Linked DNA regions of Homo sapiens: all the other regions are linked to region 2. Evidence: chromatin loops called from intact Hi-C (ENCODE). Cell type or tissue: heart left ventricle. All regions are shown on one strand.

Evidence for each region. Peaks named below come from ENCODE experiments on the same cell type or tissue, not always from the same donor. Only the 100,000 strongest peaks of a DNase experiment are listed, where the experiment ranks them.
Region 1: a loop joins it to region 2, with 4 times the contacts of the local background. A loop is called at or near these places in 20 of 110 quality-filtered maps.
Region 3: it touches region 2 in a loop (2.6-fold over the local background); 20 of 110 quality-filtered maps call a loop at or near these places.

The regions. Positions count from the first base shown.
Region 1 is chr3:40,711,229-40,713,728 of GRCh38, reverse strand. No RefSeq gene overlaps it. Among named protein-coding and RNA genes, the nearest start is that of ZNF621, 190 kb to the right of the region's middle. In heart left ventricle, no CTCF peak of the experiment used is centred here; no DNase peak of the experiment used is centred here.
Region 2 is chr3:41,202,200-41,204,699 of GRCh38, reverse strand. The region is part of intron 1 of CTNNB1 (catenin beta 1); the gene reads right to left. Among named protein-coding and RNA genes, the nearest start is that of CTNNB1, 3.9 kb to the right of the region's middle. In heart left ventricle, CTCF peaks have their summits at 1,318 and 1,524 (motif pointing right); no DNase peak of the experiment used is centred here; H3K4me3 peaks cover 2,500 bases; H3K27ac peaks cover 411 bases.
Region 3 is chr3:40,718,940-40,721,439 of GRCh38, reverse strand. It overlaps LOC124909370 (a long non-coding RNA gene), which reads left to right and starts at 439. Exons shown (of 2, transcript XR_007095888.1): 1 at 439-688. It also overlaps a transcript of LOC105377043 not described here. In heart left ventricle, a CTCF peak has its summit at 1,351; no DNase peak of the experiment used is centred here.

The sequences.
Region 1 (2,500 bases), 490 kb after region 2:
TGAGGGATGCGAGGAGGAAAAGGGCCCAGGGTGGAGAAGATGGTTAGAAGGATAGGAGACAAGGTCACACAGGTTAGTGACACTGAGCTTTTTATTGTACTTGACTTCATTTGACTTAAGTTTAAATAGTGACATGTGGCTTCTGGCTGCCCTGTTGGACAGTGCAGAGCTAGAGTGTACACTGAGAGTGCCAAGAACTTCAGGAAGTGTTTCAGGTCTCATGAGCCAAGCTGTTTCAAGGTCTGAACTCTGTCTGCCAATGTGGTTATATAACATCCCACACTTGTCTGAGAGTGTGGACCAGCAGGCAGGGCACTCACCTGTCACTCCCTGTCCTTAGCCCTCAGGGAAGAGAGTTCCAGAAAGGAATGGAAACCTCAGGGGGTATGAGGGAGGCTGCATGGAGAGACCATCTTAGTAAAGGACTGTGGGGACCCTGACCATGTAGGGAGGCTTTGGGGGAATGTTTTCTGCTGCTACCAAGAAATGTCAGAAAATCCCACCAAGGGCAGCTCTGCTTTCTGGACTCAGACTTGGCACTCCCTTGTTATAAGCCCACTCCCCCCGGGGCAGGTTCACCAAGTGCTCTCTCCCCAGGCCTCTGGAGGTGATGTGAGGAGTCCTCTGAGGGTCAGAGAGGAAATGCTGTGGCCAGGGTCACACAGCACTAAGCAGTGAGCACTGAGACAGGACCCACGGTTGGGTCTGTGGGCACACCCAGTGCCGCTCTCTCTCACCGAATCTATCTAGGTTCCTCCCACTGTCCACGTGCAAGATCACGGAAAACACTCAGCACTGAGAAGCATTCAAAAGCATTCCTTTTTATTTCATTTTACTTTGCAAAGGAGTATATAGATGCAGCTTTTTACTCTCCTTCTTCCTCCTGGATCCATCTGCCAGGCTCCCAGGCAAACCTCCTGTCTCCAGCACAAGTGCAGCTGAGGTCCCATGCTCCACCAAGGACTCTGAGGGGTCAGTGGCCTCTGAACATTCAATTCAGACACAGGTGTGATTGATGACTTATGACAAATTAGTCTCAGCTATAAGCAAAGCCATGTGCTTCCCAGGCCCACTGAGAGAGGAGCAATGTAGCCCATTCAATCCCTCCTCGCCTCAGTTTCTCCCTGTGAAATGAGAGGACTAACATGTCCCTTGGTTGGGTTTGGGCTCAAACCTGATCCCACGCTTCCAGGTGTAGCCCTTGGGCCAGTCACTGCCCCGGCATCAACCCCCATCCCTAAGTTCCCTCAACAGGTCCTGAGCAGCAAGTGGGAAGATGAAAACAGCACAAGCACAAGCAAAGCCACCTGCAAAGAGCCATGTGGAAATGAGTGGCCCTTCTCCCAGAATCTGGTTTTATTTATTTTTTGGTTTTTGTTTTGAGACAGGGTCTCACTGTTTCACCCAGGCTGGAGTGCAGCAGCACAATCATGGCCCACTGCAGCCTCTACCTCCCAGGCTCAAACGATCCTCCCAACTCAGCCTCCTGAGTAGCTGGAACTACAGGTGTGCACCACCACACCTGACTAATTTTTGTATTTTTTGTAGAAACAAGGTTTCACCATGTTGTCCAGGCTGGTCTCAAACTCCTGGGCTCAGCCACCTGCCTCAGCCTCCAAACATGCTGGGATTACAGGCATGAGCCACCACATAATCTAGTTTTGTTTGACTCACACTGTTTCTCCAGCCACCATGATATTTTTGCAGCAGTTTAGTGGTTCAAGACTGTGAACCACTGGGGCAGCCAGATGGCTGCATTGAACCACAGCTTGCTAATTACTAGCAGTGGGGTCTCGGCGGCAGCTCACCCCATGTGTTCCTCACTTTCCTTCCCTGTAAAATAGGTCAGTTACGGAACCATCTCTGGGTCATGGTGAGGATTCAGTGAGTTAATACACATGAAGGGCTACAAACTTTACTTGGCAACAATAATCCCTGCCATTAGAGGATGGCCACATTGTGACCCTTGGAGTGTATGTGGGGAGAGTGTGGGGGTAGAGACCAGGGAGGCATGCAAGGTGCTGGGAATACACTGTTTCCTGATCTGGGTGCTAGTCTCACAGGTGTATTCCACTTGTGAAAATTCATCAAGTTGTATGCTGAATGTTCTCACTTATACGTGAGAGCTAAACATTTGGCCACATGCAGGTACAGAGTGGAAAGATAGATAACAGAGACTGGGAAGGGTGAGTAGGGGTAGAGGAAAGGGGGAGGATGAAGAGAAGTGGGCGAAAGGGTACAAACATACAGTAAGATAGAAGGAATAAATTCAATGTTTAATAGCACAGTAGAGTGAATACACTTAACAAAAATGTATTATACTCAGGTAATGGACACCCTAAATATCCTGACTTAATCACTACATAGTGTATACAAGTAAAAAAATTTCTCATGTACCCTATAAATTTGTAAAAATAAAAACAACAAAAGAGATCGAGACCATCCTGGCTAACATGGTAAAACCCTGTCTCCACTAAAAATACAAAAAAATTAGCCAAGC
Region 2 (2,500 bases):
CACCAACACTTGCAAATCAAGAGATGTACATTGATCTGGATTTCCCACTTAGGGGAAAGAAATCAGATGATCTGGCAACATAAACTATATTCCCACACAGTGGCTGGAGCTGCTTATGACTGGCTGCTTCATGTGCACTTCAATTTTTAATAGTCTGCATGGTCCCATTTACCCAATACCTAACTGGCCCTGGAGACATTTGAGTAGCCATTCCCACTACAATGTAGTAAGACCAATCCTATATAAGGCTTCTGAAAGCGATCTTATTCTTAGTAACATATCTTGAACATCAAATTGTAGTATGCTACATTAATGAAGGCAAGTAGCCCATTTCAAGAGACAAATTAAGTCCCCGGTAGCAATTTTTTTCAGTAAGTTGTATGTACATAATTTTTCAAAGAACTTTTAAGCCTACTCTCATTTCTCAGAAAACTCTTGAAAAATCAGAACAGAAGCTTATAGACAGTAAATGCTGTAAATACTAAGCACCAACTTGGAAATCACTGATTTACAAGTATGGTCCTTGATGGAGGAATATTTAATCCATCCTGAAATAATCATTCACATAAAGCACTTGAGGCATTCTTGCCTTTAAAAAAAAAAAAACCCTAACTATAGCAATACATTTCTTAAGTAGTAAAAAATCATATACCAATGTTTCCACAAAATTACACTGAATTCCACAGGCAAAGTAAAGCAATCACTGGTAAGTGTCATTTTCCGTCCCTACGCTAACGTTTTCATTCCAGCAACATATTCTGAAAAACAAATTTTTAAAAATCTAAACCCTGAAAAATTTCCATATGCTGACCGTTTAACTTCCAAAAACTAATTTAGAATAAGCTTCATTCCTGTTGCTAATTAGATTCTGATTTGAAACATGGATTTTCAGAAAATAATATTACTAACAGAAAAACCATGAACATAGGAGCCTAGAGAAAGCTTTTTAAGGAAAAATTCAAAGGGCAAAACACAGTTCATCATGGCCCACCACTATGTACAAATGAGACCAACCCTATGGTCACTAAGGGCATTATATTTTAGGTCACATACACTGGCTCAATTACCTTTATTTCTATCTATTTCCTAATATAATCAAGTTGAGCACTTATGTTTTACTCTGTGAATGATTTTAGACAAATTGACAATTCACATTTTCATTAATTTTTTTCTGAGAATTTCAGTTGCTGTAATTCATCAATATAACTGAATATTATGATCTTTTACCTCCTAAAGTACTATACTGAGATTCTGGTTTATCATTATGATATATTTAAGCAGAACTGCCTACTCAAAGTGACCTTAAAAAACCTCCCGACTTTTCTACTGCAAATATTGGCTGAGAAGACATTTTCTCAAGCCTGTATTTTAATTAGCAGTAATGATATTAATTATTTTAGAAATCAAAGGTTTCTTAGTTGATTCTCCCTCATCAGAACTATTCCTAAATATATCCCACATAAACTTGTTTGGAATTAAAAAAAAAAAAATCACAAGCATTATACTATATCCACTGGAGGGCACTCAACATGACCCAAGCATGCAATGAAAACATGCTCCAACACTACTCACTCTGCTGCTTCAGGCTTGAGGGAAACTTGGAGAGTGGGGAATGTCTCTTAACAGAAGAGATGCCCATGAGTTAAAAAAAAAAAAAAAAAAAAGTGGCTAAACCCTAAAAATGGGTTCCTAATGTGATTGACTTTATCTTTCAAGAGCTTATTTTTCCTTAGGAAGGAAGCAAATTATATGCATACTTCAAGGACAGCAGGGTTCAGGCCTCAACAGATGAGCCTAGGTTTCAAACTGAGTCAAGCTCAGTCTTGCATGAAACACAAAAGCAGCATTCTTAAGTAAACAGAGGAAATAAAGAACTTTCCCCTGAGTTTAAGTGATGAAAAACTATAGGAGTTAACTCCTATACTCATTTAGATCAACACAAATCATATTATTTTCCTTTTGTGAAACCTGAGTATTTATTTTAACCGACTGGTCCACTTACCTATCACAATCACAACTGCAATATTACATAAATAGTCTGTTAGAGAAGGACAACTGAATCTGCAAATCAGTATCTTCTCAATGAGAGTACAAGGAGGCAATGGCTACATACGATGGACAAACCAGAAGCCGCTCCTGGGCTATGTTTACTATTTACTTTTATGGTATAAAAATGTTCTCAGTCAAGCAGTTTCAACAATAGATACCACAGTTCCAATAAAAAGAGGGCTACAAGAAAACTAAGTTAACACATATTTTCAAAAACAATGTCACAAATCAACATGACACACTACAAAAGAGTTGCAAATACCTTTTGTTAGAAGTTTGTCCAGTTCTAAAAGCCTTCATCCTTTGTGCCCCGGGTTGGCAGTCAAGCATGCTTCCGACTAAGCTCAAAGTACAAACTTAAAACTTACCACCTACTCATCTACAATTATTGATTATCAGAAGCTAGGAAACCACAAGAGAAATAAAAATAATCTTGTAACAGGACAGATGT
Region 3 (2,500 bases), 480 kb after region 2:
AGCCATTTTAAGAATGACTTTATTATAACACAAATCAGAATATTGAGTCTGGAGACCACAAGATTTGAGAGGAATAACCATAGCTGTGTGGTTTAAACTGTTTGATCTGATTTGACCCGTTTTGATAGGTTTAACTGGTTTGAACTGCTCCACAAATGCATGTCAAATCTTTACTTTTTCTGATTAATTACTTAAGTAGACACAAACATTATTAACATTTAATTCAGTATATTCCCCTTGAGGCTTCGCAGATGCCCACACTGGATTCCCAGGGGGGTTACTCAGTTACAAAGGAGTCAGCCTTCCCTGATGCAAACGGGAATCCCAGTCACAAAACAGTCAGCCTTCCCTGATGCTGCAGAGAGGGAACTGGAGTCTGGGTATCCCATGGCAACCACTGTTTCTCACTGCAACAGACTATGGCTGTTAGAGCTTAGACCCACACTATCCCATGGGTGCTCATCCACAGGGATGATCCCTATGCAAGTATAGAGGCTTGCAAGCTTGGGCACCAAGGTAGTAACTCTCTTTTAGTCCACACGCACACCTCCAGTCTCTTCCCCAGGGTGGAAACAGGCCACAAGCTGGCCCCATTAGTGCCCAGGCAGGTCTGGTTCCAGGCCCTCATGCAGACTGCGAACCACTGTCTCCACTTCTCCATCTCCGCCACCTCTCTGGCTGCCCATAGGTAAGGCTGCCTTATTTTCAGACCTTTAAAATGTAATACATCTTGAAAACATGCTTCTCCCTTAACAACTGAGGCTACTTTCCCTACACATAGCCTTTGGGGAAAGCTACCCCCAGGGGCATCAAAGTGGTTTCTAATGAAGCTAGAAACTGTGACATGTGACATAGAAGATAACGTCCTCTCACTAAAGAAAACAGAGCAAAGTGCAATCTGTAGTAAGGTGCCTTGTTGGCGACACATCTGTCCACAGAGCCCCCTACACACATTCACAGAATAATGTCATGAGGGTCCTCATATTTTGGAGCCACAGGAGCAGAAGCTTCAAGAAGTAAAAGGTAAAAGGTGACAGATTTCCATTCAACACCAGAAAGAAATGCATAACGATTAAAGCTGTTTCAGAAAACCGGGCCTTAGTGACTTTGGGAATTTTGCCTATCATATATGTTAAGAGGGGTGGATTCATACAGGTGCGCACCAAGTCAATTCTTGCCTCCAGAGAATTTGTCTGAGGGGCATAAGGCAGAGTGAGAGACTGAGGCAAGTTTTAGAGTAGGACTGAAAGTGTATTAAAAGTTTTAGAGCAGGAATGAAAGAAAGTCAGGTACATTTGGAAGAGAGCCAAGTGGTTGACCTGAGAGATCCAAGAGCTCCATCTAGCCCTCGATTTGGGGAATCATTGGCATGATTCCAGGGTTTGCGTTTCTTCTCCCCTGATTCTTCCCTGGGGGTGGGCTGGCCACATGCACAGTGGCCTGACAGCACTTGGGATGAGCCGCATGTGCAGTATGTTTACTAAAGTTGAGTGCATGCCCATTTGAGGTGTTTTTTTCCCTTACCAGCTTAGCGTTTCCAGAAGAAGGTCATACACCAGTTAAACTCCGCCATTTTGCCTCTTAGTGCGCATGCTTGAGCCCACTTGCCCAGCTCCTGAAATCTTACTGGGAAGCTGCTTATCACCAGTTTCAGGTGTTTTCTATCTATTGGGAGACCGCCGTTCCCTGGCGCCAGCTGTGGCCAATTATTATTTTAGAGAGCTAGTTTAACAACTACCTGACCATCACCTGACGGTTGCCTGACATTCTTTGGATAGTGGGGAGGCCCTCTCCTGCCCTGCTCATGTCTGCTTCGCTACCTACTCTAACATATGTATCACAAACTAAGGGGAGGAGATGGTTTACTGAACAAATGGTGTTGAGGAAAATGGCTGTTTTTGAAGGCGATAAAAAGTTATATCTAATCTAGACTTCACAATAAATAAAAATTAAGATGTGTGAAATATACACTAAATATTTTTAAAAGGACATAAACATCTAAATGTTAAAAAATGATATTTAAGTTATTTCAGGATGAGAAGGAGTTTCTGTGAATAAATATAACAAAAGATCTCATGTAGAAAGGTTTAACTACATAAAATTTAAAATATCTACTCTAAGTTTTGTAACATATTTTATTGTTTATCTATCCCTTGTTGGAGGCAGGGTCTGTATAGACACCAAGGACCTTAACCAGCTCTCTTTTTCTCTCACACATAACAAAACAATAACAAAAGGAAAATTATAAACCAGGAAAGAAATATGAAAATAAATGTAACAAACAAAGGTTATAATTTAAGTCATGTTAAACTCTTTTAAATTAATCTTGAAAACATCACACCAATAGGAAAAACATGAGCAAAGGAAATGTAGTGTTAAATCACAGAAGGATGAATATAAATGACCAATATAAGCATATGAAAAAATACATTCAACTTTTCTGTATCAAAGATACAGAAAACAAAACAATGATGAGATGTCATTTTTCAATTATGAAACT